2 separate regions of the Homo sapiens genome follow, and region 1 is linked to region 2. Evidence: read pairs that join two places in POLR2A ChIA-PET (ENCODE). Cell type or tissue: OCI-LY7. All regions are shown on one strand.

What was found. ChIA-PET counts read pairs that join two places held together with the same protein. Peaks named below come from ENCODE experiments on the same cell type or tissue, not always from the same donor. Only the 100,000 strongest peaks of a DNase experiment are listed, where the experiment ranks them.
Region 1: POLR2A ChIA-PET joins it to region 2 with 6 read pairs; 1 of 35 experiments calls an interaction of 5 or more read pairs at or near these places.

Annotation. Positions count from the first base shown.
Region 1 is chr16:21,113,399-21,118,398 of GRCh38, forward strand. It overlaps DNAH3 (dynein axonemal heavy chain 3), which reads right to left. Exons shown (of 62, transcript NM_001347886.2): 12 at 3,805-3,941. It overlaps LOC107984888 (a long non-coding RNA gene), which reads left to right and starts at 3,033. Exons shown (of 2, transcript XR_007065020.1): 1 at 3,033-3,139; 2 at 3,811-5,000. RefSeq lists an enhancer at 3,144-3,243. In OCI-LY7, no CTCF peak of the experiment used is centred here; a DNase peak (open chromatin) is centred at 3,053; H3K4me3 peaks cover 1,252 bases; H3K27ac peaks cover 740 bases.
Region 2 is chr16:22,667,637-22,672,636 of GRCh38, forward strand. No RefSeq gene overlaps it. Among named protein-coding and RNA genes, the nearest start is that of LINC02890, 57 kb to the left of the region's middle. In OCI-LY7, no CTCF peak of the experiment used is centred here; a DNase peak (open chromatin) is centred at 3,105.

The sequences.
Region 1 (5,000 bases), 1.6 Mb before region 2:
TTGTATCCCTCAATCCAATCAAGTTGACACTCAGTATTAACCATCACAGTTGTCTTTAATTTTATTTTATTTTATTTTTTGAGATAGACTCTCACTGTAACCCAGGCTGGAGTGCAGTGCTGTGATCTCAGCTCACTGCAATCTCCTCCTCCCAGCTTCAAGTGATTCTCTTGCCTCAGCCTCTGGAGTAGCTGGGATTAGAGGCATGTGCCACCACACCCAACTAATTTTGGTATTTTTAATAGAGACAGAATTTTGTCATGTTGGCCAGGCTGCTCTCAAATTCCTGGCCTCAAGTCATTTGCCCACCTTGGCCTCCCAAAGTGCTAGGATTACAGGCATGCATCACCAGGCCGGGCCCAATGTCTTTAATTTTAAGTGGAAATGATCATTAACACCTCATAGGATTATTGTAATGCTTAACTGTAATAAAGCACACACAAATGAATTAATGCTGTGCCTGACATACAATGAATGTGCTACAAATATTACGATAGTCCCTCCTTACCCTTGGGGATATGTTCCAAGACCCCCAGTGAATGCCTGAAACCGCAGATAGTACTGAACCCTTTATATACTGTTTTTTCCTATACACATATATGTATTTATGATAAAGTTTAATTTATAAATTAGGCACAGCAAAAGATTAACAATAACTGAAAATAAAATGGAACATATAACAATATAATGTAAAAATAAAAGTTATATGAATGTGGTCCCTTTCTCTGTTTTTCTCAAAATAGCTTGATATTTTCCAACCTTAGTTGACCTCGGGTAGCTGTAACTGCAGAAAGCAAAACCGCAGACAAAGGGGACGCCTGTGATTCCTATCCCTTCTTCAAGTCCCAAAATTCTAAGCCTAAATCTTAAGATGAAAATCTAGGACTAATTAACCTAAAATCTATTAAATAAAATCAAAATTTTCTCTGCCTGTAATCAAATGACACAAAAATGGCTGGACAGTTTCCCCAAAATTGGAGGATGTGTTTGGGATGGTCTGGTTTAAAATAAGTTTGAATTAAAATAAAGATGATAGTGAGTAAGCAGAATTAACTTTGTGGGACTCAGTGGCATGCTTCCAAGAGGTGATCAACACTTTAGAGACTCTGAAACTGAGATGCAATGAGAAATCCGTGGAACTGTCAATCCAGAAAGACAAACAACCCCATCAAAAAGTGGGCGAAGGATATGAACAGACACTTCTCAAAAGACATTTATGCAGCCAAAAGACACATGAAAAAATGCTCATCATCACTGGCCATCAGAGAAATGCAAATCAAAACCACAATGAGATACCATCTCACACCAGTTAGAATGGCGATCATTAAAAAGTCAGGAAACAACAGGTGCTGGAGAGGATGTGGAGAAATAGGAACACTTTTACACTGTTGGTGGGACTGTAAACTAGTTCAACCATTGTGGAAGACAGTGTGGTGATTCCTCAAGGATCTAGAACTAGAAATACCATTTAACCCAGTTGATCCCATTACTGGGTATATACCCAAAGGATTATAAATCATGCCGCTATAAAGACACATGCACACGTATGTTTATTGTGGCACTATTCACAATAGCAAAGACTTGGAACAAACCCAAATGTCCATCAATGATAGACTGGATTAAGAAAATGTGGCACATATACACCATGGAATACTATACAGCCATAAAAAAGGATGAGTTCATGTCCTTTGTAGGGACATGGATGAAGCTGGAAACCATCATTCTCAGCAAACTATCACAGGCACAAAAAACTGAACACCACATGTTCTCACTCATAGATGGGAATTGAACAATGAGAACACTTGGACACAGGAAGGGGAACATCACACACCGGGGCCTGTCATGGGGTTGGGGGATCGGGGAGGGATAGCATTAGGAGATATACCTAATGTAAATGACGAGTTAATGGGTGCAGCACACCAACATGACACATGTATACATATGTAACAAACCTGCACGTTGTGCACATGTAACCTAGAGCTTAAAGTGTAAAAAAAAAAAAAAAAGTAGAAAGAAAGACAAAACGTGCCAGGCAAGGTGGCTCACACCTGTAATCCCAGCACTTTGGGAGGCCGAGGTGAGTGGATCACCTAAGGTCAGGAGTTTGAAACCAGCCTGGCCAACATGGTGAAACCTTGTGTCTACTAAAAATATAAAAATCGGCTGGGCGTGGTGGCACATGCCTGTAGTCCCAACTACTTGGGAGGCTGAGGCAGGAGAATTGCCTGAACCCAGGAGATGGAGGTTGCAGTGAGCTGAGATCATGCCACTATACTCCAGCCTGGGTGACAGAGCGAGATGCCATCTCAAAAAATAATAAAATAAATAAAATAAAATAAAATAAAATAAAAATAAAATAAAATAAATAAAATAAAATAAAATAAAATAACTGTGTGTCTAAGAGTCCATGAATAGGGAAAACAGAGGTTTCAAATAGAATCTCCCAAATCAAATTCACGAGGGCAGGGCTTCCAAATATGAGGCCATGATTTTTTGACTAGGTTAGCAGTTGTTCTCAACTGGTGGGGACTTTTGGCCACACCTGAAGACATTCTTGGCTGTCACAACCAGGGGATTCCTGCCGGCATGCATAATTCCTACAAGGATTCTGCTAAACAGCCCACCACGCACAGGACAGCCCCCACAATATAATTTTCCAGTCAAAAATGTCAGTAGAGCTGCAGTCCAAAAACTCTGGGTTAGCGTGACCATATCTCTTGGTTTGCCTGGGACAGTCCAGGTTTATACCTGTTGTCCCATGGTAATTGTTAACAACACTCTTTTCACTCGTAAATTGTCTCACTTTGGAAGCTATTTACAGGATCACCCTAAACTAGTGTGATATGGTTTGGCTGTGTCCCCACCCAAATTTCATCTTGAATTGTGGTTCCCATAATCCCCACGTGTTGTGGGAAGGACTCGGTGGGAGGTAATTTAATCATGAGAGCGGTTACCCTCATGCTGTTCTCGTGACAGTGAGTTCTCACGAGATCTGATGGTTTATAAGAGGCTTTTCCCTCCCCCTTTTGCTCAGCACTTCCTCTTCCTGCTGCCACGAGAAGAAGGATGTGTTTGCTTCCCCTTTTGCCACGACCGACCGACCATAAGTTTCCTGAGGCCACCCCAGACCTGCAGAATTGTGAGTCAATTAAGCCTCTTTCTTTTGTAAATTACTCAGTCTCAAGCATGTCTTCATTAGCAGCGTGAGAACGGACTATACATAGTGACTGCTCACGTGTGCAGCTGTGAGATGTTTTACAGTGTGATGATTAAAGGACATGGCCTGTGGGTTCAGATAACTGATTCTCGATCCCCAAATCCAAAAAGTTCTGAAAACAGACAGTTGCCTCAAAATTCACTTGGTAGCAAAAGTTGGCCTGAACAGATATGAGGCTATTATGTGAATATTTATAGGTTTCCCTGCAGAAATATCAACATGTTGCCCCAGACCTCACAGAAACTGCAGGATAATATATGATATACGCATTATGTTACTTTTATATAACCCAGAAATTTTGAAGTGCCAAAACCCATCTGGCTTCACAACTATCAGATAATGGAGGTGGATCTGTAATTGAATTTGAATCCTGGCTCTACTAACTATTTGCTATGTAACACTGGGACAGTTAGAGTTTCCTCATTTGTAAAGTGGGAATAAATAGTAATACTCATGTAAGTATTGGCTATTCTTACTATGTATGTGTTCAGGTGTTTGGGAACAGGAATACCTTATTGGATGAGAGTTAAGAACACCAAATCAATCCCAAAAAGCTACATAGCTAATAAATTTATAACTCAACTTACTTGCAGGGGCCAACTTGATTTTTCTGAAATACCTTGAAAGTTTGAATCAAAAAATCAGAAACAAGTTTTTCTTCTGCGTTAACAGTTCCAAGGAGCAGATTATATCCTTTCAGCTCTGGGAACAGGACAGATTCCACCTGAAGAGTAAACACCACTTTTGCATGTTGCAAGACTTAAGAAGGGAGATGGTACCCAAATGCAAAGCCTTCTCTAATGCACTCATTTCCAGGGCTGCCAGCTGCATTTTTACTCTATTTCCTCTTAGATAGTGCTGGAATCACCCTGCTGTTTCCTCTACCTCTGTTCTCTCTCCTTTCCTTCTTGCCTGGATTACTCATCTTTCAAATCCCTGACCTTTCAAGGGTCTTGTCCTTTGAGAGTCCCCCTTGTCCTGCTCACCGCCCCACAACGCTCCAGTGGATGTTGGTTTCCCTGTTTCAGGCTCACCTTCTGAACTTTTCCTGCTTAGCACTCATCACAATTGCAATTAGATGAATGTGTAATGAGATGTTCTAGGTGTGTCATAGAATACAAATTCCATGAAGGTCTGGATCATATTTGACTTCTTCACTGTTATATCCCCAGGGCCTAGCAAAAGCTTGGCACTTGGTAAGTGCTCAAAAAATACTGGGTGAGTCAATGAATACTATCGTAGTGCTCCCCTCCTCCCCTACTACCCAGTTTTCCTCTCTAATGAAAATTCTGGAGACGTGGATTCTAATTCTGAATCTGCCACTGAGGGACAATGTGACCTTAGGTAAACTACTTCTCTCGTGGGTTTTTTTTTGTTTTGTTTTGTTTTTTTGAGACAGTCTCACTCTATGGCCCAGGCTGGAGTGCAGTGGCACGATCTGGGCTCATTGCTACCTCTGCCTCCTGGGCTCAAGCGATTCTCCTGCCTCAGCCTCCCGAGTAGCTGGGATTACAGGCATGCACCACCATACCCAGCTAATTTTTGTATTTTTAGTAGAGACAGAGCTTCACCATGTTGGCCAGGCTTGTCTCAAACCTCAAGCAATCCACCTGCCTCAGCCTCACAAAGTGCTGGGATTACAGGCATGAGGCACCACATCTGGCCTAAACTACTTCTCTGAATCCCCATTTTCTCATCTGTAAAAAAGAAGAGATGTACTAGATTCTCCTCTAAGCCCAGAGAAAACAAACGATGGCTTTATGATCATGAGGCACTGAAAGTA
Region 2 (5,000 bases):
GGGTTATTTCTAAGAAATGTTTGCCTAGCTCAAAGTCACAGGAGTTTTCCTCCCAGCCCAAGGTCACACAAGTTTTCCTCCTATGTTTTCTTCTATATGTTTTATAGTTTTAGCTCTTATATTTAGGTTTCTGATCCATTTTGAGTATTTTGAGTTAATTTTTGTGTGTGAGGTAAGGGCCTAAGTTCTTTTTTTTTTTTTTTTTTGACAGGGTCTTGCTCTGTTGCCCAGGCTGGCGTGCAGTGGTGCAATCATAGCTCACTGCAGCCTCAGACTTCTGGGCTTAAGCAATCCTCCTGCCTCAGCCTCTCCTGAGTAGCTGGTACTACAGATGTGCAACACCACCATGCTCAGCTAATTAAAAAAAATGTTTTTTAGAGATCTTTTTAGGTCTTGCTATGTTGCTCAGGCTGGTCTTGAACTCTTGGCCTCAAGCGATCCTCCCGCCTCAGCAGCATATATGTATCCAACTGTTCTAACACCATGTGTTGAAGATTGTCCTTTTCTTCTTGAATTACATTGTCCACTTGTTGAAAGTCATTTGATCATTTGTGTGTGGATTTATTTCTAGGCTCTTTTAGTTTCCTTTTGAGGAATAAGCTCTTTTCTATTTGATGCAGATTCATAGGACAGTAATAGGAGAATTGATCTGGGATTCTCTGAGGCTTTCAACCTAGGATTTGAATCTCGAGCAGAGAGAAAGACTTTGGTTATAATAGTGGTTTCGTAGCCACAAAACTATCAATGGTAACAGCTAGCACCCATATGGCTCTAAGTGCCCAGCACTCATGCAAAACACTTTAATTATATTAATTCATTTAACACTTATAATAAAACCATCAGACACATACTATCATTGTCCCCATTTCTCAGAGGGGAAAACCAAGGCATGCAGAACCTAAGTAACTTGCCAACCTCAAAATTAGTAAGTAGCAGGGCCAGGATTTGAACCCAGGAAGTCTGGCTCCAGAGCCCATGCCTTATTTTTTTAGAGACAGGGGTCTCAGTATGTTGCCCAGGTTGATCTTGAACTCCTGGGCTCAAGCGATCCTCCTGCCTCAGCTTCTTAAATAGCTGGGATTATGGGTGAGCCACTATACCCAGTGTGAGCCTATGCTTTTAAACATCAGGCTATCCTGTGTTGGTTATGATTCCTCTTTTCTACCCTCTGGGGATGCCTTAGTTCCTGTCTTCTTCCAGGCTTGGCCATAGTATAAGCCCATCTTAGAGGATCTGGTCCCAATTTCCTCCCAGGAAATGGTACAGGAGTTGCTGAAGGGGTTTACTTCCTGGGGTAACATTGTCAGATGTACGTTTAAAAAACAACTGTGATTTCCACCACAAAGTGATATTTTCTTCAATAGTGTGTGAGTTTGCTAGGGTTGCCGTAATGAAATTCCACAGGCTGTGTAGCGGAAAGAACAGAAATTTACATCTCACAGTTCTGGAGGCTGGAAGTCCAAGATCAAGATGTTGGCAAGTTTGCTTTCTCTTGAGGCCTCTCTCCCTGGGTTGCAGGCGGCACCTTCTTGCTACATCCTTACATGCCCTTTTCTCTGTGCACACCCATCCCTGGTGTCTCTTCCTCTTCTTATTAGGACACCAATCCTATTGGATTAGGCCCCACCCTTATGACTTCATTTAACCTTAATTACCCCTTTGCAGGCCATATCTCACATTGGGGGTTAGGATTTCAGCATATGAATGAGGGGCAATAATTTAGTCTATAACAAATAGCTACAATTTGATGGAACATTTATTATCTCCTGTCTGTGCTAAGTAATTCCCATGCAGTCTTTCATTTCATCCCATACTAGCTTTGCAACCTTAGACAACTAACAACCTCTCTGTGCTGAGTTTCCTCATCTGCAAAATGGGGACACAAATAGTACCTGCCTTATAGTGTTGTTACGAGTATTACGAGTATTAAATCAACGAATATGTGTAAAGCACCTAGAACAGTGTCTGGTGCAGAGAGTTTGTTAAATAAATAAACCCGCGCTGTGAAGTTGGTAGAATTCACATCCAAAGATAAGCAAACCAAGCTCCTCTGAGGATATGAAGCAAGCACTTTGTCCAAGGTCAACTGGCAGAAACATGTTTAAATTCAGTGCTGTGGGCAAGGTGCGGTGGCTTACACCTGTAATCCCAGCACTTTGGGAAGCTGAGGTGGGCAGATCACCTGAGGCCAGGAGTTCGAGACCAACCTGGCTGACATGGTGAAATCCCGTCTCTACTAAAAATACAAAAATTAGCCAGGTGTGGTGGCGGATACCTGTAATCCCAGCTACATGGGATGCTGAGGCAAGAGAATCTCTTGAACTTGGGAGTTGGAGGTTGCAGTGAGACGAGGTCGTGCTACTGCCCTCCAGCCTAGGCAACAGAGCAAGACTCCGTCTCAAAAAAAAAATCACTGTCATCCTGGATCCTTGTAATGGGCTCAGGAACTGGCCCCAGAGTCCTGGTAGATTCTAGCGTGCGTCTCCAGGGAAGGAGAGACTGACCAATCTTACATTTGGAGAGCAGGACTTAAGAAAAAGCAATCACCAACGGCCATTCTGCCCAAGCAGAACTCGCACTCTGATCCACTGCAATCCACTGCCTCGAGTGATCGGTAGGGAATTTTTCAGGTGAGGAAGCGGGAATACAGCAGAGAAATCTATGCCATGCTTTGGGAGAAAGAGCAGGAATTCCATGTGACTGAAGCGGCAGGTGGCTGGGGGGATAGGGCAGTGGGGAGGCAGGGGCTTGGAAAGTGGGGAAGCTGAGCCACAGTTGTGCACATTGGGACTTGTCTGTCCTGTCTGCCCTTTGTGTTGTAGGCCACAAGGATGCACTGGAGAGTTTTATGCAGGATCACTGACTGCATCAGTATCAAGCCACAAAAATGGATTCTGGCCAACTTAAGCCAAAAAAACAAAAGCTAAAATAGAAAGAAAGCTCTTTTGAAAAGGCTGCCTCAAAGATCTAGGCAACAGGAACTAACTGAAAACCCATTAAGGTACCTTACCACGTTTCTCCGGAATGGGGCCTGGGGGGCACCTCCAGGCCTATTCTAGGGAGAGCTAATCTGATTGGTTTAGCCTGGGTCACATGACCATGCCTGGGCAGGCAGAGAGCCTCTTGATTGACAGTCCCACCCGACAGTTTTGAATGAGGGAGGGAGGTTCCCCAGCGTGAGGGTGGGTGCTGTTGCCTGAGGAAGGGGAGTTGTTTAAAACAAGAGGAGAAGCTGCAAGTAGACTACTAGTAACGAGAGAGCAGACCTGAGAAGCAAACCAGAAAAAGGGACTTCTATTAATTTGTCACCAGGACACACTGCCGTTTCATGTGCAATGCAGCTGTGCTTCAAATCGGCCCCCTGTGTAATTTCAAGGATAAATATAGAGCTTTTTCAATAGTTAAAAAAAATCTAATGGCAAGAACTAGATACATTTCTGTGCGTTTTATGAAGAAATTTACTATTTTTTTGAGTAGAGAATACTTGAGTAATATATTCATGTAGTTCAGAACTCAACATGATGCAAAAATATATACACGTGACAGTCTCATTCACATCCCATTCTCACCCTCAGGCTTATATGTAAGCACTTACTTGTTTCTTATATACCCTTCTGGTTTTTTTTTATTATTATTTATTTTTTATTCTGCTATAAGTTCAGATGAGTATGTATGAGTATATGAAAGATTTGTGCTGAATTTCCTTTCTGGATGGTGTTGGGGACCTGAGGAAGCCCAGGGGAAGTTGGAGGTCTATTTCATCAGCCTAGTAACACCTCTGGGATTCTCCCATTGACCCTAGGTCTTTTGTGGGGTCTTGGGTACACTACAGTCCTCGGCCCCCTGCTGTATTTCTGGGGGAAGGTCTCAGGCTTCCGGGCCTGGGAATAAGTACTCTTATTTCAATGGAATACTCCAGTTCTTCAGGCCTGGGGAATGTAGGAGTTCAGCTTAGTTTCCAGATTCCTCCCAGTCCTCTAGGGCAGGGGTCTGCAAACTGCAGTTGGAGGGCCAAATCCTGTCCATCACTTGTTTTTTTTTAAATAAAGTTTTATTGGAACACAGCCACAATAATTTGTTTACATATTACTTGTGGCTGCTTTTGCTTTATAGCAGCAGAGTTGAGTCATTGAGACAAAGATGGTACAGCTTTTGAAATCTAAAATATTTTTTATGTTGTTCTTTATGGAAGTTTGCCAGTCCCTGCTGTGAGAGCTGAAAAGGAAATGAGGACCTTGTTCTGGAAGTGCTTCCCAGTGGTTGGAGAAGCCCTTAGTGGCCCAAAACGAGGAGGCCATCACTGCAGAGAAGGAGCAGCTCAGTCAAAAGTCTGGGAGTCATCCTTGTCACCTCCTTTCCTTCATCCTATCCCCACCCCACATTCGATTCCATACCAATGACTCTTGATTTTTCTTCTCCAAAATATTTCTGGATTCTGTCCTCTTCTCTCCGTCTCCAGCAGCATCACTGCTTCATCTCTTGCCTGGACCACTGCAGTCACCTCCTCAGCCCCTTTCCTCCTGCTTTCACGGTGAGGCTGTTGCAATCCATTCTCCACCGAGCAACCGAAGTCATCCTTGCAAGGTGTGGATCTGAAAATCCTTCAATGGCTTCCTGTTGCACTTGGGATAGTGACCCAAAGCACAATCTGGCCTCTGCCCACTTCTCCGGAGCCCTCTTGTGTCATGCCTACCACCAGCTCTCTCTGCACTCTGGCCACACTGGTGGTGCTGGGCTCCTCCGGAACAGGGCTTTCCCACAGACTATTTCCTGTGCCCACATGCTCCCCACTCTTCCTGCTTTTCCAGTGAGCTCCTTCTCATCCTTCAGGTGTTACCTTGACCATCACTTCCTCTGACAAATCTCTCTTGACGTCTTTTACTGGGTAAATGCCCTCATTACAGGCTGCTGCAGCCCTGTGTCCCCATTCTCCTGAATCGTGTTGAAGTTGCAGTTCTACATGTATGTGTGAGTGTGTGTGTGTGTGTGTGTGTGTGTGT